4 separate regions of the Homo sapiens genome follow, and regions 2, 3 and 4 are each linked to region 1. The links are chromatin loops, found by intact Hi-C in ENCODE. Cell type or tissue: PC-9. All regions are shown on one strand.

Region 1 (5,000 bases):
AGCTCCTAGTAGCCTCTATTCTACTTCTCTTCTCCATTAATTTGCCTATTCTAGGTACCTCAGTGGAATAATGCAATATTTGTCCTTTTGTGTTTGGCTTATTTCGTTTAGCATACACACTTTGAAGGTTTATTCATGTTGTAGCTTACATCAGAATTTCATTCCTTTTTAAGGCCTAAAAATAATACATTTTCTGGGTGCTGTGGCTCATACCTATATTCCCAGTACTCTGGGAGGCCGAGGCAGGAGGATCACTTGAGCCCAAGAGTTTGAGATCAGCCTGGCAACATAGAGAGATCCCATCTCTACAAAAAAGTTTTGAAAATTAGCCAGGCATAGTGGTGTGTTCCTGTGGTCCCAGTTATTCGGGAGGCTGAGGCAGGAGGATCACTAGAGCCCGGGAAGTTGATGCTGCAGTGAGCCATGATTGTACCATTGCAGTCCCACCTGGGTGACAGAGCAAGACCCTGTCTCGAAAACAAGACAAAACAAAACAAAACATTGTATGTTTATCCCACATTTTGTATATTCATTAATCTGTCCATTGGTATTTGGGTTATTTCTACCTCTGGGTTATTGTGAATATGATGTTATGAACATTAGTGTACTAATATCTGTTGGAGTTTGTGCTTTCACTCTTAAGTATATATTCAGAAGTGAAATTACTGGATCGTATGGTAGTTTTATGTTTAACTTTTTGAGGAAACACCCAACTGTTTTTCACAGCATCAGCACACCATTTTACAGATCAGGAAAATGAGGTTCAGAGAGGTTAAACTACTAGCTCAGGATCGCATAGCTGGCCTCTAATGAGGATTATTAAATTTAGGTTTGTAAACAGCCTTCCATTTAGAGCTGGAATTCCCCTGTTCTATCCTATTTAATGAGCCATTCAAATCAAGATAGCTTTCTGTTGATGAGACTGGCTTTTCAAAAAGGCACAACTAGATTATAATCCAGAATGGGGAGGAAATAATGCTTTATTTTTTGTTTTGTGGCTGGATAGTGCATTCCATAAATGGGCTTTCAATCAATCTTTACTCTCTTCCCTTCCCTTTCTGATGCTAATTCATACATACTGGTCTAAAGTTTAAATTTACTTATGAGTCCACACTCTTTCTTCCATTTTCTTAACATATTACAAAAGCAAACAATCTCTTTGATCTTGGCTAAAATGATTCTAGAACTTTCTCACACCTCAGAAGTGCATGCTTCTTTCAAACAAACCATGTGCTGGTTACAAATCATGGCTCTTTGTCCACCGTCTTTCCCCAGGCAAGCTTGGGTGGCTGTAGTTAATATAGTTCGAGGGTCTTGAGGTAGTGGAATTGCTGTACGAACCCTTGGAGTGTAGAATTTTCACAATGAAGATGGATCTGGCCATTTTCCCCTCTTCAATCCCAAACACACAGGATGGAATCAGTGAGTTGACACTATGCATGGGTAGGCCGAGTAGGAGGGAAATTGTAAGGTGTGTGCAGTGGAATTTGGAGGGTCAGGTGGCCTTTCTTGTCCCAGACCTGCCTTCCCCACTAGGTGACTAGCGGCCTTTGTCTGCCCTCATTCTCCACCTCCTGCCTGTAGGTTGGCTGTTGGTCATTCGGGTCGGTATGACTGGACATTAGTGCTCCTCTCCCAGGAGTGTTTACATCTAAAACCTGAGTTCTGACAGTGGAATAAAAGGCATATTACAGAGGGCCCACCGGACTAGGGGGTGGTGTGCTGGCCTCACATGGTGCTGCTGAAATCATGCCTCCTAGGACAGCCCCTTTAGATACTGAAGACTCATCTTACCTGCTCAGTTTCCTGATTCAGAGAGTGAACTAGATGCTGCTGCTAAGGGAAAGACACTCTGGGAGAAGCCAAACCGCAAGGAGCCTTCAGTTCTCTCCTTACTGGGCCAGGAGGAGGAATTTTTTTTTTTTAACTGAAAAAGGGAATTACCAGCTTAAAACACAACCAAGAAGCCTTTAGCATTGAGGACTGGTGAGGAGAGGAGGTATTCATTTTGGTGTGGGGAGGAGACATCAGTAAGCTTTTCTTTCTCGTGTACACACACACACACACACACACACACACACACACGCTGGGACGTAAAAGACGTTTCAGTAGGTGTCATTCCCAAGCTGTCCACAAGATGGTGCAGAAACCCTGCTCACAGTCTGTCCTCCAAAGGCACCACCTCTGGAGTGATTTGCAGCCTCTGCAGGCTGCTGGTAAATTGAGGTTTGGAGAGCAGCATGAAGCTTTCACCGCGGTGAAGATACCTTTGACATTTTCGGGATTCTGATTGTAAATTCAATTAAAAATCGATTGGGTTCCAGTAAACAAAATGAAATGACAAATGTGTACAAAAGCTCCTTGTGCAGGGCTTAGCCTGGAAGAGAGATGGAGGTCATATAGGAAGGCGTGGAAGGAGACCTGGATAAGCTGCTGTGGGTGATACGACACCTCCTGTTCCTGGGGAATCTTGAAGTCTGCGGGGGGTTCAGCTGTGCATCGCTGGGCATTTACCGTGGATGGCACTCGTCTGCATGCTGTGGAGACAGTCATACGGAAGAGTCCCGGTCTTTAGAGAGCTTGAATCTGTCAAAAACTCATACCAGAAAAATAACGAGTGTGCCAGATGGTGGTCAGCACTACGGGAAAGATATTACAGCCGACCACTGGAGGTGCAGGGTTTCACTTTTAAATAGCGTGGCATCGGAGACCTCTTGGAGCCAGTGACATTTCAATAAGACCTGAAGGATTGATGGTGTGAGCCACGGGAGTTTTAGGGGAAGACCATTCTAGGCAGTGGGCACAGCAAAGGCAATGGTCCTGGGGTCGGGAGGTGCCTGGAGGAGGCATGGAGGACCCAGGAGGCTGATGTGGCTGCTGGGGCAGGTGAAGGGGCAGGGCAGGATATGAGTCAGAGAGATTCTAATGGGGGAAAAGCCGGAGATTTCGAAGCTGAGTGATCACACGAGACCTTGCAGCACAGTATAAGGACTTTCGACTTTACTTTGGAAATTGCTGGAAGCCATTGAGCGTTCTGAATAGAGGCGTGGCATGATCTGCCTTGCATTTTGTAAGGATCACTCCGGCTCTTGCATTGAGAAGGTCCTACAGGCAGGAGCCGAAAGACCAGTTAGGAGACAGCTGCCATGTCTGGGTGAGAGATGGTGGTGACCAGGCCCAAAGGGAATGACAGTGGAAGTGAAGAGAAGTGGTCAGATTTAGGATATCTTTGGAGCCAGTAGAGTTGATGGTAGATTGAATGAAAATTTGAGAGGCAGAGAGGGGTCACGGATGACTTTGAGGTTATTTCCCTGAGCAATTGGGCAGATGGAATGGCAATTAACTGAGATAATTTGGAAGGGCAGGTTTTTGGGGGAAAGATCAGGAACTCAGTTTGGGATATGCTGAGTGCGGGATGCCTTTCAGATGTCCAAATGGAGATGTTCAGATCTATGAAACTAGAATTCAGGGGCAGGGTCCAGTCAGATATAAATCTGGGAGTAGCAGGTCTGAAGATGATATTTAAAGGCATAGACTGGAGTGACAATGGGTAGACAAGAGATAAAGCCCAACACTAGTGCGCTCCAATGTTTAGAGTTTGGGGAGGTGTGGAGGAGCCAGCAGAGGTAACTGAAGAGGGTGGACCAGTGAGGTCGGAGAAAACTCATGGCCGAAGAATGTGGTGTCCTGGAAGCCAAGTAGGTAAAAGGCTGAGGAGGAGGGAGAGGTCTACATGTCAGCACGGCCAATGTTTGGGGCTGGATAATCCTTTGCTGTCAAAGGCTGCCCTGTGCATTATAGGATGTTTAGCAGCATTTTTGTCTTCTTCCCACTGGATACCAGTAGCACTTCCCTCCCTACTGTGTCAACTAAAAGTGTCTCCAGACGCTGAGTGCCACAGATCCCCAAAGGACAAAATCTTTTCTGATTGAGAGCACTGTTCTAACTCAAGAAGTGGAGAACTAAATTCTAGCACAGGAAGCTCTCTCTTAACCCAGGGCAGAGGAAGCTACTGGAGAGGCTGACATGTTTTGAGTTGAACTTGGAAGGTTGGGTAGTGTATTGACAGAGAGTAGCTGGGGTTGAGTGCGGAAGGCAGCTCAGCCTGGGAAAAGTTCCTGATGCTTGACAATGTCCCTGCACAGAGAACCAGCATCACTTTTTGAAGCCATGGAAATAGCGATATCATTTTTACCATCTCTTCCTTTAGGCACAGGCATGGTTTCCATGACATCTGTCTTCCCAACAAAGGAAAGGAGGTTAAATGAATTTTTTTTTTCTAAAATATAATTTAGGGAGATTTAGGCATGACCATACATGTCACACTATTTAAAAAATGTTATTAAAAAAAGAAAAAAAACTGCACCCCTGCCCTCCTCAGCTCTCCCACCTCCTACCCCTGGCATCTTTCCAAATTATAAATGAGAAGCTTGTCTTTCCCTCAGATTCCATATACGAGACCAAATTGTTTTTTTCCATCATTGGAATATAAATTATTGCTTTGTTTAAATTTGATTAAAAATCTCTCCCTTCCTTTCAACACACGCACAGTCATGTACACACACGCACACGCGCACACACACACAGAACTGAAATACAACTTTGGTTTTTTAAAAATTTATTTTAAGCATCTACTCCATGCTCATTAGGAGTTTTACTGAGCACTTATTGGAGCAATTCTTTTTCTGGACATTTAGCCAATATGTCCAGGGGACGCACTCATGTTGCATATATAAGAATCTCAACAGAAAAAGTATTTAGGGTGAGAAGGGGTAAATTGGGTTTCACTTTGAGAGGGGGGAGGTTTAGATATGACTCAAGGCCAGTTTAAGTGGAAAGTGTCAGGACTTTGGAAGAAAGGAAAGACTTTTGCAGCAGAGGAGAAGGGAAACTCCTGGGTAAATAGGAGGGACTGGCTATCAGCGTTATGTTATCTTCTTGAAACTTGCTGGGCAAACTTCCTAATGGCAAGTTATAAGGAAATGCATTAATTAATGAAC
Region 2 (5,000 bases), 290 kb after region 1:
TCCCTTTTTTTTGAAGGTATTGTTTATTACTGTTAAGGAGATAATACATGCCCTGCACATTCCTCAGATGAGCTCATCTGATGTAAAATACAATGTTCCCCGTATCTTTTGTTCCCTGAATAACTCTATGATTTAAATGAGTGACTCAGAGGCAGAGAGGAAAGGAAGGAAGGGAAAGTACAATTTAAAAAATAACTACTTAACTCCTACTTCAACTTCAGTTCCTTGTTCGATTGTTTCTTTCTCAGAAAGAAACTTCTCTCCTAATTTATTCAGTTCACATCCCCCTATGAGAAAATATCATAGCACCATGGACTTTTCTTCTTGGGTTTTGTTACATTGCAGTTTCACTTTTTTTCAATGCCTTGTCAGTAGTGTCAGTCTCTACATCAGTCTAGGCTGTATGGCAGATAGACTTTAAGATGGACCCAAAGACCCCTGCTTCCTGGTATTCATGCTCTTGTGTAGTTCTGTTTCCTTGAGGGGCTGCTTCTATGAGATGCTTCTAAGCAATACAATATGGCAAAGATGATGATCTGTCATTGTTATGATTATGTTATGTATGATTGTAACTTCTGTCTTGTTAGCAAACTCTCTGCCATGCTGGCTTTGATGTACAAGTTGTTATATTGTCAGCTACCCTATGGATAGGCTTATCCAAAAAGGAACTGAAGAGAGCCTCCTGCTGACTGCCTGCAAAGAACGAAGGCCCACAGTCCAAAAACCTACAAGGAACTGAATCTTTCCAACAACTGCTTCGATGAACTTGGAAGCAGGTCCTTCCCCAGGCAAGTTTTCAGATGAGACCTCATGCTGACTGACACCTTCATTGCAGCCTTGTGAGAGAAGGGGAACTATGTATGAGACAAAAAGTGAAATATTTAAAAAGCACCAAGCATTTGATATAAATATATCTTCAAGTCAGACTGGAATGTTAGTCAGGAATAAAAGGTGGAATAATAAGGGTATTCTCCTCTTTCCAGACCTCATGATGCCTACACAGAGCTCAGTTATGCCTATTCTTTCATTTGCTATTCTAACCTCATGACGAGGGGTCTTAAAGAGAGGTGAGGAGGTAAAAATGAAAAGAATGGAATAATCCTAATACTATGGTTTGGGGGCCCTCTTCTGGGTGGACTGTGGGGATTTCAGGAGCCTAGATTGCTGCTGAAAGAAGTGCCCAGGAAAAACCATTCATCTACCTGCTGAGATCTCCCTTCCTGCCTGTCCAGCATTCTTAGTAGCAGATGGGACAGCCTCAGCACTATTATTAATAGTGAGAACTATTATTTTCACTATGAGACCTGCCTGCTCTGGATACAGCTTAGCAATTTTCAAATTCTCTCTCCCACAATCTAGTGTTACAACCTCCTACCTCTTTTCACCAGGAACCACGTCCTGCAGGGGTCAGTGAGGACAAATTAACTTTGCATTCGAGTGGCCTAGAGCCTTCTCCATGGTTCCATTCTCTTAAACACTGGGGTATGCTGTGCCCTTTCTTGAACTCTCCCTTTAGTGATTCAATTCAATTCAATTCAATTCAATTCAATTCAATTCAATTCAATTCAATTCAATTCAATTCAATTCAATTTGATTCGATTCAATTCAATTCAAAATGTTTACTGAGCACCTACTCTATGTTGGCTTAGTTTTAGGTATCTTGAATATATTTGAGAATAAAGCAAAAAACAAAGACAAAACCCAAAAAATCTTGCCTAAGCAAAAGCAGCGTATTTTCATGTATTTATTTACTTTTTTTTTTTGAGACAGTGTCTTGCTCTGTTGTCCAGGCTGGAGTGCAGTGGCATGATCTTACTTCACTGTAACCTCCGTCTCCCGGGTTCCAGCAATTCTCCTGCCTAAGCCTCCCAGGTAGCTGGGATTATAGGCATGTGACACCACGCCTGGCTAATTTTTGTATTTTTAGTAGAGACAGGGCTTCACGATGTTGGCCAGGCTGGTCTCGAACTCCTCACCCTCCTCGGCCTCACAAAATGCTGGGATTACAGACATGAGCCACCGCGCTCAGCCAAGCAGCTTACTTTCTAGTGAAATGTCTAGATAATAGATATACTCAACAACTTCAGCAAATAGAAAGGGTAAGAGTGATAGAGAATTAGTAACATTAGACAGTTTGAAATATTAAATAGGGCGCTTCAGATAAGTCTCTCTGAGAAGAAAGAATAGAGCAAATAGTTTATAGCAGTTGGACAGACAGGCATGTGGTTTCCTGGGGCAAGAGTGGTTCTGATGCTGTGGAGGCCCTAAGATGTCCTGTGTCTGGTATTTTTGAGAACAAAAAGGAGACGTGCCTGCCGGGAACAGAGGAAGTGAAAGAGAAGGTGGTGAGTGATGAAGTCAAAGAAAGGAGCAAAGCGGCAGACACGACATGTTCTCACAGGTGATTTATTCCTGGTATTTACTCTAATGAAACGCAGAGCCAGTGCAGGGTTCAGAAAGGGGAGCGTGACATGCACTAATTCACATTCTAAAAGGATGACTCAGGAAGGCATCCCTCTGTGCTGTCTGCCCTGGTCTCTGAAGAAGCCTGTTTTACTACCTTGTCCACCAGGGCTGCAGGTAGATGTCCATGGGCCCCGCCCGCAGTCTTGACCACCTGGGTCTCTTGTCCTCAAATGATGGACATGTCCACCTCCACCAGGCCCTCACAGCCACCACCTTTGCATTCTTCAAGGTGTCTGTTTCTCACTAAGTCTCAACCCAACCATGTCCATCGCCAGGCTCCTTATTTGTCTTGGGCATGGCGTCTTTATTGCTGCTCACCCCACAGCTCCCAAAGGTCCCCATCTCCCTTTCATCTACCTGCATTTTTCCCCACACCTTCCAGGTGAGGCTCATGCTTCATCTCCAAACACCTAAGGCCACAAACCACATTGAATTTTTTCCAGATTGCTTACACATTTTAATGAGACCTCCTTAGCTCAATTGTAAGTTTCCCTGATCCCAGCATATAATATGCCCCACACTGCCATCTTTGTCCATCAGTATTTATGTGTCTCAGGTGCTGTGCTACACACTACAGATAAAAGGTGAGAAAAAAACCACACAGACACTCTGCTCAAAGGGTTACTGCCTATATTAATTATTTATTGCTGTGTAACAGGTCACCACAGACAGTGGGTTTTTTAAAAATTTATTATTTCATGGTTTCTGTGCGTCAGGAATTTCAGCATGGCTTAGCTATGTCCTCAGCTTATTAACCTTCTGTCCATTTCCATTTTTCCATATAAGACCTTATGAAACAATTACATATAACTTTTTAACAAAATGTCTGTGAAACATATTATCTCTAATTTTCTTGAATGACAAATTGATTTTCTTGACAAGAAAGTGGGATTAATTCTTGTCTCATGCCATTGGTAAGGAGAAAAAAGTTTAACATCACATTGTCTTTGATAGAAATATTAACTGATACTCTCACGAATGATCCTTGGACATACAGATATGAATTAGATACATGCCCTAATAAACATATGTGTAGAAAATAAAAATGTTAAGATAAAGGCCCATGCTAGTAAAAGATCTTATATATGAAACACTAACTTGATTACATTTCAGATAGTGTAAAAGGCCAATCCACAGTCCATATAAACTTACAGGTTGAGTTTTATTTGATTATTGAAGTTGTAGGACCAACAGAAAGAGAGTTCTAAATTTTGTGTTTATTGACTTTAGCAAGTCCCTGGGTCTGTTACACCTACTGTTTAGTTCCCAGTCAAGTATAAGGTCCAATATTTTAAAATTCAATATTTGAAATATTGAAAATATTTGTTTGTGTACACACACAGACACACATGCATACCCATACACACAAAAGATAGCATACATTGGACCCATTTGATCACATTCTTTTATGGGGATTGAGTTTATCAATCTTAGCACAACCCAACACAACTGGCTGGGTTCAGGCCTCCTGAGTAGTTTCCCTGAGCTGAATGGTATATGAGTTGCTTAGGGTTGCCATGGCAGCATTCTACCAACTGGGTGGCTTAAACACCGGAAATGTATTGCCTCTCAGTTCTGGATGCCACAAGTCTGAAATCAAGGTATCAGTAGGGTTGGTTCCTTCTGAGGGCTGTGAAGGAGAATATGTTTCATGCCTCCTCCTGACTTCTGGTGGTTTGCTGGCAGTTTTTGGCATTTCTCTGCTTGTACAAGTGTCACCCTGATCTCTGCCTTCATGTCCACATGTCATATCCAGTCAGACTGGATCATCTTCCTACTCCAGTATGATAACCTCATTTCAGTTTAACTGATTACATCAGCAATGACTGTATTTCATGTAAGGTCACATTCAGAGGTTCTGGGGATTAGGGCTTCAACGTAATAATTTTGGTGAGGGTGACACAATTCAATCCATAACAGATGGGTTCATGGGGAAATGAGATGCTTGAGTAAAATAGTTGCTTGGATGTATTGAAATGGATTTGAATAAAACAAACTCATTCCATTTTTTTAATCCTAAATATTAAATCACAAACTATGAATGCTGGAGTTAAACAAATGGGGGTAAGAAAAACTTTATGCATATTTTCTTTTATCCACATTGAAATATTAATAATTTCTTTTGTTTTTTATTATTATACTTTAAGTTCTAGGGTACATGTGCACAATGTGCAGGTTTGTTACATATGTATACATGTGCCATGTTGGTGTGCTGCACCCATTATATATATAATTTTTAAAACTTAAGGATTCAACACTATTTGATATAAAAGATAGCCTCTGGCCTCACTCTTTCAGGTATGTCTGTGGAAGGCAGAATAATGGCCCACTAATAGTTTCTATATCCTAATTATGGGAACCTGTAAATATGTTACCTTTTATGGCAAAAAGGAGTTTGTAGATATGATTAAGGTTAAGGATCTTGAAAGAGGAAGATTATCTTGGTTTATTCAGGTGCATTCAACCTAATCATAAGAGTTCTTAAAAGCAGAAAACTGGCTGGGCACAGTGGCTCACACCTGTAATCCCAGCAC
Region 3 (5,000 bases), 56 kb before region 1:
TTATTTTCTGATTTATTAGGACATTTGCATCATGCTATATGTAACAAATTATGGTCAGTCTCTTGGCTGGGATTTGTGGGTTGGTTATTATATTACTCTTCTCTTAGTTTCCCCTTCCAAACTGTCCCTCTCCTTTCATCCTATTTATTAAAGGCACTGCTGCATACCAAATTGTTGAAGCCAAAAAATCAGGGGTGTCTGATTTACATCCCTTACAGCCTCCCCCCGCCTTTTTTTTAGCAGGCCTCCTTGCTTCCACACTTGCCCCCAACTGTAATTCACTCACACACAGCATAAAAATGATTTTTCACAATTGTTAATCAGGCCACCTTACTCACCTGCTTAATAAGACCCGGACTTCTTTCTACAGTGCAGTTGAAGCATTGTGATTTTATGCTTAATCTCTGGAATGAGTTTGCCTGGGTTCATATTCTAGTCCCATTACTTATTAGTTACATGATTTTGAACAAGTTATATTTACTCTACATCTCCATATTCTCATGTGTAAAATAGGGATAATAATAGTAACAGTTTTTTACAGGTATGGTAAGAGTTTAATAAGTTAACACTTGCCGTGTCCTTAGCATGTAGTAAGCACTAATAAAGGTTAGTTACCCTCATTATCATTATCATGATTATTACAACTATCCAGATCTCTTGAATATTTTTACTCTGTGGCTCCCCTCAGAATAATTTTTTCATAGTGATCTTCAGTTGCAGAGAGAATGGTTAAATGAAGCCAGGTGTACTTTACTGAAGAAGACAGGAATGTGTGTAATTTTGAAATATTTCTAAATAGTGAAAGTAAAACAAGTCCTAGTGCTTAAAGAGGTTTTCAGTAGGAGACAAGATTACCACCTGTAAGTAGAGAGAAGGAAGGGTGGAAGGTGTGTGTGTACGTGTGTGTGTGTGTGTGTGTGTGTGTGTGTGTGTGTGTGTGTGTATTTTGAGACAGGGTCTCACTCTTGCCCAGGCTGGAGTGTAGTGGTATGATCATAGCTCTCTGCAGCCTTGAGTTCCTGGGGTCAGGTGATCCTTTTGCCTCAGCCTCCTAGGTAGCTGGGACGACAGGCATGTACTGCACGTCTGGCTAATTTTTACACTTTTTTAGACATGGGGTCTTGCTGTGTTGCCCAGGCTGGTCTCGAATTCCTGGCCTCAAATGAGTTGCCTGTCTCAGCCTTCCAAAGTGTTGAGATTACAGGCATGAGCCAGTGCACCTGCCCAGAGGAGGCTATTTGAATAGAGAGAAGGTTTCAGAGGTATTTCAGAGGGTGAGAAAACGAATAGACCAGGGATGTATGATAGGATTGCTTCAGGGTGTTGAGGTCCTAGATTTAATAAGGTTGGCTGTTCTGCAGCAGTGTTCAATGATATTGGCAAGGAATAAATAGTTTAATCTTGTCTTGGGCTAGCCATAGGGACAAAGTTAGGATTAGAAACTTTTCCAGCACAAATCAGATACAATATAGAGTGGGTAGTGTCCTCTAAATGTAATATTTATGAAAAACATAATTACTAGATGATTCAGTGGTTTAAAGAATTAAAATCATGAGATTCAGATTTCGTTTTATATTTTATTTTTTACATATGTGGAAATCTTACGCTCATTTGATTCCTTTGCCACATGGTGGCATCATTGCATGAGTTTACATATTTAGATTATATATCAAACACCTTTTCAGAACACACATAGTCTTTGAAATTTATAAATCCTGTCACTTACATATTAGAATCTGGAAGGTAGTGCATTCTTAACCTTTAGAGTGTAAAATTCTTAATAATTATAATCCAGTTCCTGCACATTTTGGCCAAGTTGTCATCTGTCTTCTAACCCTCACAGAGCTCCTTTTGAAGTCATTGGAGCTCCCTGTGCTGAGCATTTCATGGGGGTAAAGAGCAAGGTGAGAGTTTGGGACCAGTAAAGTAAATAAGTACCATCTTAAATGCAGTTGCTTTATCCATCAAAATAAAAATTTATTTCTTAAATGCGTAATTGCATGGGACACTAGATGGCAGCATTTATCCTTTTCCGTTTTTATCCAACCTCTTCTAGAAATTTCTTAAATGTTTACATTTATAAAATGAACATGGTCAGATGATTTTAAGGTGTTTGAGATGTATATTACTGACACAGCCATGTTTGGGAATTAATTACCTATATATTTTTGCAGAGAGAGGAGCTTTTTATACAGTCCGTATGTAATTAGGGATTTATGGTTTTGTCTAAGTTGAGGAAAATTTCTAAAGACAATATGTTAAAAAACTTCAAAAGGGAGTTTTTACTAATGCATATTTGGTATTACCAGCACTTACGATAAACAGATAAAATATTGAAAACCTGGCGGTGCCAGTAAGCATTTAAGGCTTGAATAGAGGGACTTTGAATAATATAACTAGTCCACCTGGTTATGTAAACAGAAACTTGTTTACTTTGCTTTTGCTTATCCAGAGTTTGGTATGGCAATTCAAGTTCAGCAATCATAAAGATTTCTGTTAGCTTGGATAGAGAAAGTTTCTGTGAATCATTTTATACCGTCTGATACTGACATTTAGGAATTCCTAAATAGAGAGAAATTAAAATTTTGGCATCTGCGGTACTTGGTACTAGGCTAAATATTAAGTTAACACCTACATCATTTAAATAGGTGAAATTTATAAGTAGATTATTAGTGTATGACCATTTGGCCAGGCAGTTGACCTTTACGAGCCTATCAAACTCTCAATATTTTTGAAAACCAAAAATAAAGCCAAAAAACCCCCCAGTTACAATATAAGATTTGAGTTGTTATAGAAGATGTCACAAAATAGCTAATTTTTAAAATAGATTTTTCACTCAAACTCAGTTTCTGGCTTTTTATTAAAAAGATAATTCTATGCAAACGTAACTTTCTGGTTCATCATAACATTTGGACGATATTCTGGTTTCTTCTGTAAATTATTATTTTGATTACATTAAAAAAATTTTTTTTTGTTTTATCAGGTTATTCTTGGACAGTATAATTGGCTTTCCTATGAAGATGTCTTTGTTCGAGCCTTTAATTTTGGAAATGGATTACAGATGTTGGGTCAGAAACCAAAGACCAACATCGCCATCTTCTGTGAGACCAGGGCCGAGTGGATGATAGCTGCACAGGCGTGTTTTATGTATAATTTTCAGCGTATGTAGACTTTCTTATCTTCTGGAAGAATGAACTTAACTGATATTTATTGAAATACTTTACTCTGAAGAGGTTAAAATTCTGATGTTAATTTTCACCCAGTGTCCAGTTAGTGGAGAACTCTGTTGTGACTTGGAATTTTTGGTTTATTTTGGAAAATAAATCAATTATATGACAAATTGTACCAATCAGTGTTGCAGTGAGGCTTGAACCTCTTCATGGGAGACTTTCAGGTCTTGAGAACTAGACCTACACTTAGGGGCCGTTGTTCCAATACCATTTCTCAGGAATCCTCTTTAGAAGTTACTGTCAATTTTGTTCTGTCACCTCTATCAGTAACAACAGTTGACCTCCGAAACACTTCCATACTGAAACCTGGTGAACTTCAAGGTGCAGGTTAAACAATAGAGTTTTCATATTGTAATTATCTGAATGGTAATTGTGGTGGCTCAGTCTGTGAGATAGTTCTGGAAGCATAAGTTCAGAGGTCTCGGTGCCAAAATGTGACAGTAATTTGTGGATGTTTAGTCTCATCCTTCAGATGAAACAGAAAATACACTTTCACCAGATTTCTTGCTGTAAATTCCTCCACCTTTTCTTTTTCTTTTTTTTGAGATGGAGTCTCACTCTGTCGCCAGGCTGGAGTGCAGTGGCACAGTCTCAGGTTACTGCAGCCTCTGCCTCCCGGGTTCAAGCAATTCTCCTGCCTTAGCCTCTCGAGTAGCTGGGACTGCAGGCGCATGCCGCCATGCCCGGCTAATTTTTTGTATTTTTAGTAGAGATGGGGTTTCACCCTGTTGGCCAGGATGGTCTTGATCTCCTGACCTTGTGATCCGCCCACCTCGGCCTCCCAGAGTGCTGGGAATATAAACGTGAGCCACCGTGCTAGGCCTCCTACACCTTTTCTTTTAAACAAACATTCCATTTTTGTTGTCACAGGTTTGGATTTACATTGTTTCTTTTGAGGAGCTTTAAAAGAATTATTTTCAAAGTCATTTTGTGTATCTTTTTTGAGTTAGGCAGAAAGTAAATAAAAATCTACACTATTCATGTTATGTAATTTCAGCATTTCAGAGAATGTTTGTCTTTAGATATTTTTGCTTGAGAATAAACGGTACTGCCACTTGTTTGTGCTCTTTTCTTGACATACACCGTAAATCTGACATTCAGTGTGTCATCCTATTTGTATATGTTCTTTTTCACATTGTAAAGCCAAGTGGCCAACAATTAAGAATTTGAAGTCTTAGAAATCAGTTATAATTCCTTCACAATGTGGTAGTCCCAGAGTAACATCTGTAAGTGAAACAAAATAAAAATTTAAATATCTTCATCTTTAAAAATTGGAAATCTTGGGGCATTTAGGGGAGGATGAGTAGGTGTAATGTTGATTAGTATGATAAGATAACTTTAAAAAACATAACACTTATAGACTGTGGATTTAACAGTTTAGGGCTCCTAATGCGTTATTATGATTCATCTCCACATTCAGAGACTTTACATTTGTAGTTAAATGTTTGAATATTTGACTGGCTGCTGCTTTTCCTTTTAGTTGTTACATTATATGCCACTCTAGGAGGTCCAGCCATTGTTCATGCATTAAATGAAACAGAGGTGACCAACATCATTACTAGTAAAGAACTCTTACAAACAAAGTTGAAGGTGAGGACTCTAGTTACTTTCTAACTGTCTGATACTTTAGAATTTTCAGTGTCATGAGCCCTATTATTGATACTTAGTTCTTTTATGACTTTTAAGTCCTTAATCTTTGTGGACTTTTATGAATATCATACTTTATTTTTTCCTTTAGAAAATAAAAAGTAGATTTTGTATATATTCATG
Region 4 (5,000 bases), 890 kb after region 1:
AGGTTGCAGTGAGCCGAGATCGCACCATTGCACTCTAGGCTGGGCGACAAGAGCAAGACTCCGTCTCAAAAAATAAAATGAAATAAAATAAAATAAAAATAATAAAAGTTCTCTGATGGATAAAACCAGGGGCCAGTGATAGAGAATAATGGGGAAATCTACTGAGATGGGGGAATTCTGGGAGAGACTCTCTGAGGAAGAAACCTTTAACCTGAAGCCTGAAAGGAGACCAGCCAGGTGAAGGGTGTGGGAGAGACAGAGAGTGCCTGAGACTGAATGGAGGCAGGAGCAGGTGAGAGGAGATCCAGGGGAGGCAGGCCTGCTGGGCTGATACAGAGATGGAATTTTATTAGAAAACAACCTCTTTCTTTTAGCTTATTGTGCAGAATGGCACCCAAACCTCATTAGTCCTCATCAATAAAGAACTCGTGAACAGGACCCTGTTCCTTCCTCTCTCTCTCTCCCTCTTTTGAGACAGGTTCTCACTCTGTCACCTAGACTGGAGTGCAGTGGTGCAATTATATAGCTCACCGCAGCCTCAACTTCCTGCACTGAAAGGGTCCTCCTAACTCAGCCCCCCAAGTAGCTGAAACCACAGGCGTACACCACCATGCCCAGCTAAGTTTTCTATTTTTTGTAAAGACAGAGCCTCACCATGTTGTCCAGGCTGGTCTCAAATTCCTGGGCTCAAGTGATCTTCCTGCCTCAGCCTCTCCAAGTGCGGGGATTACAGGCATAAGCCACCACGCCCAGTCTCATTCTTTTCTCTTTGAATCCTTTCTCAAATGATGTCCCCCCTCCCAGGCCATGGCAGTGGGGTGCTTGCTTACCCGAGCCTCCCTGTGCAACACAGGAAATCATTTTCCTTGGGAGGTGGCTGGGAATGTCTTACATTTTCCATTTCTCCCATTTAGTCTTCATTGAACATTTGACTAGATGGTTCTCTGGCATAAAATCTACACTTTCAGGCAAAATGAGAGTCTGAATGCTCAGAGTTGGATATCTGGTCAAAATGAATCTCCCAGAGCACCACATAAATGTTTTCTTTTTTTCCTGAGACGGAGTTTCACTCTTGTTGCTCAGGCTGGAGTACAATGGCGCGATCTCGGCTCACCGCAACCTCCCCTTCCCGGGTTCAAGCAATCTCCTGCCTCAGCCTCCCAAATAGCTGGGATTACAGGCAAGCACCACCACGTCCGGCTAATTTTGTATATTTAGTAGAGACGGGGTTTCACCATGTTGGTCAGGCTGGTCTCAAACTCCCAACCTCATGTGACTCGCCCGCCTCAGCCTCCCAAAGTGCTGGGATTACAGGTGTGAGCCACCACGCCCGGCCCACATAAACATTTTCTATTTTTGTTCTGGACCTTAAGTACTAAGTTAATAGTCTTACGAGAGGCAGATGCAGATGACTTCCAAGGAAAACCAAGGCCATTTTAGGCCAAGGCATGGCAGTGGAGACCTCCTGTGTTCATTTTGAGTAATAGCTACCAGTAAGAGCCTTTCCCCACCCTCTGACCTAGAGAAAATAGAAGGCATTATGTGGGAAAATGTTCTTTATGAACCAGGGTTATGAATGAAGTTCTTAGAAACTTCATTAATTCATTCTGTAAGTATATTTTGTTGATGCCTTTCCAAACATTTCTATTTTTTTTTTTTTTTTTTGAGACAGAGTCTCACTCCGCCCCGCCTCTACTAAAAATACAAAATACCTGTAGTCCCAGCTACTCGGGAGGCTGAGGCAGGAAAATCGCTTGAACCTGGGAGGCGGAGGTTGAAGCGAGCCAAGATCACACCACTGCACTCCAGCCTGGGCGACAGAGTGAGACTCCATCTCAAAAAAAGAAAAAAAAAAAGATCCCCCTGAGGAATGTTCCTGGGTTCCAGATACTCTTCCTTTCTGGACCTTGATTCTCAGGCCCGCAGCTCCATTGGAGGGTGTCCCCCATGCTGAGCCATCCTGGCCACCCTTGGAGAGTGGGGCCTCATCCACACCTCCAACCCTGCTCATTCAGTCTTTATAGTTCCTTCTTCCAGGAAACTAGGGGGTAACAAGTATTCTAAGGGCTGGGTCAGATAACTGACTGGCACCACCCAGTACTAGCCTTTTGTAAAAACACCTTACATTCTTTTCTTTTCTTTTTTGAGACAGGGTCTCACTTCATTGCCCAGGCTGGAGTGCAGTGGCTTGATCTTGCTCACTGCAGCCTCAGTCTCCCAGGCTCAAGTGATCCTCCTGCCTCAGCCTCCTGAGAAGGTGGAACTATAGGCATGCACCATTACACCAGGCTAATTTTTGTATTTTTTGTAGAGATGACATCTCGTTATGTTGCACACGCTGGTCTCAAACTCCTGGACTCAAGCAATCCTACCACCTCAGCCTCCCAAAATGTTGGGAGTACTGGTGTGAGCCACTGTGCCCAGCCTCACCCTACATTCTTTTTAGGCCACAAACCAGGAACTCAGGATGCAACAACCAGTCTACATATGGCAACTTGCCACTGCGGGGTGAGCTTTGCCTTCCCGGTCACTTCCCACAAAGGCTCCTTCTCCTCCATCTCCTTCCACAGGGCAGCTTCAAGCTCCAGTTCATCCCCATTATCTCCAGTTGAAAGAAGGAAGCAGAAAGAAACCCATATTTATTATCCACCGTGGATACTAGACTAGCTACTTTACATGTCTTAATCTTTACATACATTATATTATTGCACACTGGTTTTGATTTTACAGAAAATAAAACCAGTGAATGTCCACAATGTTTGCATAACTTGCAAGTGTTAACATGACTAGTGAGTAGCAACACTGGAATTCAAACCAAGATAAGTCTGAGGCCAAAGTCCAAGCTCTTTCTACCCTAGGCTGTCATGAACATGTTCCTTAGCCCCTCCTTTTGGCCACCTCTGGGAGCTCAGAATTGCTGGGCAGGCAATAAAAGGATGTGTTTGGGAAAGGGAAAAAGTAGAATTTGAGGACCATTTTTTCACCTATAAAATGGGAATAAAAATAAATTCCTATTTCAAGGAGTTCTTAAAAGGATTAAATAAAATAATCCAGGTAAAGAATTTAGTACTTTGATTGGAAAAGAAAAACAATGTATATTGGGAATTCTTCTCCCCCTCTATCACCTTTACCTTCTCTGCCCTCTCTGGACTCAGGTGCTCACACAATAAAAGCAGTAACACTAGGCCATTTGGAAAAGGAGAGAGCAGCCTGCTTGTAAAGAAAGGTGACCAACTTTGTATCCAGACAGGCTTGGCCTCAAAGGAACACAACCTAAAATCATAGGCTGACAGCAAATATATATATATATATTTTTGAGACAGAGTTTCGCTCTTGTCACCCAGCTGGAGTGCAATGGCACGATCTTGGCTCACTGCAACCTCCACCTCCCAAGTTCAGGAGATTCTCCTGCCTCAGCCTCCCAAGTAGCTGAGATTACAGGTGACTGCTACTATGCCTGGCTAATTATTGTATTTTTAGTAGAGACAGGGTTTCACCATGTTGGTCAGGCTGGTCTCAAACTCCCGACCTCATGTGATTCGCCTGCCTCAGCCTCCCAAAGTGCTAGGATTACAGGCATAAGCCACCGTACCTGGCCTTTTTATTTATTTTATTTTATTTATTGTATTTTATTTTTTGAGAGAGATTCTGTCACACTCTGTTGTCCAGGCTAGAGTGCAGTGGCACAATCTTGGCTCACTGCAGCCTCTGCCTCCCGGATTCAAGCGATTCTTGTGCCTCGGCCTCCCATGTAGCTGGGATCACAGGCATGTGCCACCATACCTGGCTAGTCATTTATTTTTTAATATGCAATGGAAAATATTTCTGACACACACAGACTGTATTAGTCCATTGTCTTTCTCTTTCTTTTCTTTTTCTTTTTTTGAGACGGAGTTTCACTCTTGTTGCCCAGGCTGGAGTGCAATGGCACAATCTTGGCTCACTGCAACCTCTGCCTCCCAGGTTCAAGAGATTCTCCTGCCTCAGCCTCCCAAGTAGCTGGGATTACAGGCACACGTCACCATGCCTGGCTAATTTAGTATTTTTAGTAGAGACAGGGGTTTCTCCATGTTGGTCAGGCTGGTCTGGAACTCCTGACCTCAGGTGATCCACCTGCCTTGGCCTTCCAAAGTGCTGGGATTACAGGCGTGAGCCACAGCGCCTGGCCAGTATTAGTCCATTTTCATACTGTTATAAAGAACTACTTGTAGCTGGATATTTCCACAAGGTGGCAGGAAGGAGAAATGCCAAGCGGAGGAGGAAGAGCCCCTTATAAAGCCATCCGATCTCGTGAGAACTCACTCACTATCACAAAAACAGCATGGGGAAACCACGCTCATGATCCAATTACCTCCACCTGGTCTCTTCCGAGACATGTGGGAATTACAGGGATTACAATTCAGATGAGATTTGGGTGGGGACAAAAAGCTTAACCATATCACAGACTAAAAACATAATCATCTCCCAGGCATTCTTCCTTAAGAAATTTACGGAGGCCGGGCTCACTGCAACCTCCACCTCCCGGGTTTAAGAGATTCTCCTGCCTCAGCTTCCCAAGTAACTGGGACTAGAGGTGCGTGCCACCACGCCTGGCTAATTTTTTTATGTTTTGTAGAGACAGAGTTTCACCATATTAGCCAGGATGGTCTCGATCTCCTGACCTCATGATCTGCCCACCTCAGCCTCCCAAAGTGCTGGGATTACAGGCATGAGCCACTGCGCCCGGCCGAATCATGTTTTTTTGTTGTTCATTAAATTAACTCTAATAAGGGCCCTGATGGGGGAAAAAAAAAAAAAAGTTAAGTAGCTTCAAGACTTACTCAAAGCACACACACTTCCTTTTATGTTCTTTTCAGTATTTGGCTTCTAGACACTAGTGTAAACACGGGAATAAATTCTGTAATGGTGTTTTATTCTCTGAGATGTAACTGCTTCCCTGGATCCTGCTGTGACTTGGTTTTGAGACTTAGGCAATCGGTGTAAATAAATCCAGCACTATG

What was found. A loop is a pair of places that touch in the nucleus more often than their neighbours do. Peaks named below come from ENCODE experiments on the same cell type or tissue, not always from the same donor. Only the 100,000 strongest peaks of a DNase experiment are listed, where the experiment ranks them.
Region 2: it touches region 1 in a loop (4-fold over the local background); 2 of 110 quality-filtered maps call a loop at or near these places.
Region 3: it touches region 1 in a loop (5-fold over the local background); 2 of 110 quality-filtered maps call a loop at or near these places.
Region 4: it touches region 1 in a loop (10-fold over the local background); 5 of 110 quality-filtered maps call a loop at or near these places.

Annotation. Positions count from the first base shown.
Region 1 is chr2:222,969,751-222,974,750 of GRCh38, forward strand. No RefSeq gene overlaps it. Among named protein-coding and RNA genes, the nearest start is that of ACSL3-AS1, 53 kb to the left of the region's middle. In PC-9, CTCF peaks have their summits at 2,144 (motif pointing right) and 2,343; DNase peaks (open chromatin) are centred at 2,131 and 3,691.
Region 2 is chr2:223,260,747-223,265,746 of GRCh38, forward strand. No RefSeq gene overlaps it. Among named protein-coding and RNA genes, the nearest start is that of KCNE4, 210 kb to the left of the region's middle. In PC-9, no CTCF peak of the experiment used is centred here; a DNase peak (open chromatin) is centred at 2,485.
Region 3 is chr2:222,913,336-222,918,335 of GRCh38, forward strand. It overlaps ACSL3 (acyl-CoA synthetase long chain family member 3), which reads left to right. Exons shown (of 17, transcript NM_004457.5): 5 at 2,984-3,161; 6 at 4,711-4,820. It overlaps ACSL3-AS1 (ACSL3 antisense RNA 1), which reads right to left. Exons shown (of 3, transcript XR_923949.3): 3 at 3,319-4,454. Among named protein-coding and RNA genes, the nearest start is that of ACSL3-AS1, 3.8 kb to the right of the region's middle. In PC-9, CTCF peaks have their summits at 2,031 (motif pointing right) and 2,236; no DNase peak of the experiment used is centred here; H3K27ac peaks cover 2,789 bases.
Region 4 is chr2:223,858,763-223,863,762 of GRCh38, forward strand. No RefSeq gene overlaps it. Among named protein-coding and RNA genes, the nearest start is that of AP1S3, 24 kb to the left of the region's middle. In PC-9, CTCF peaks have their summits at 1,433, 1,634, 2,899 and 3,123; DNase peaks (open chromatin) are centred at 1,479, 2,459 and 2,809; H3K27ac peaks cover 2,186 bases.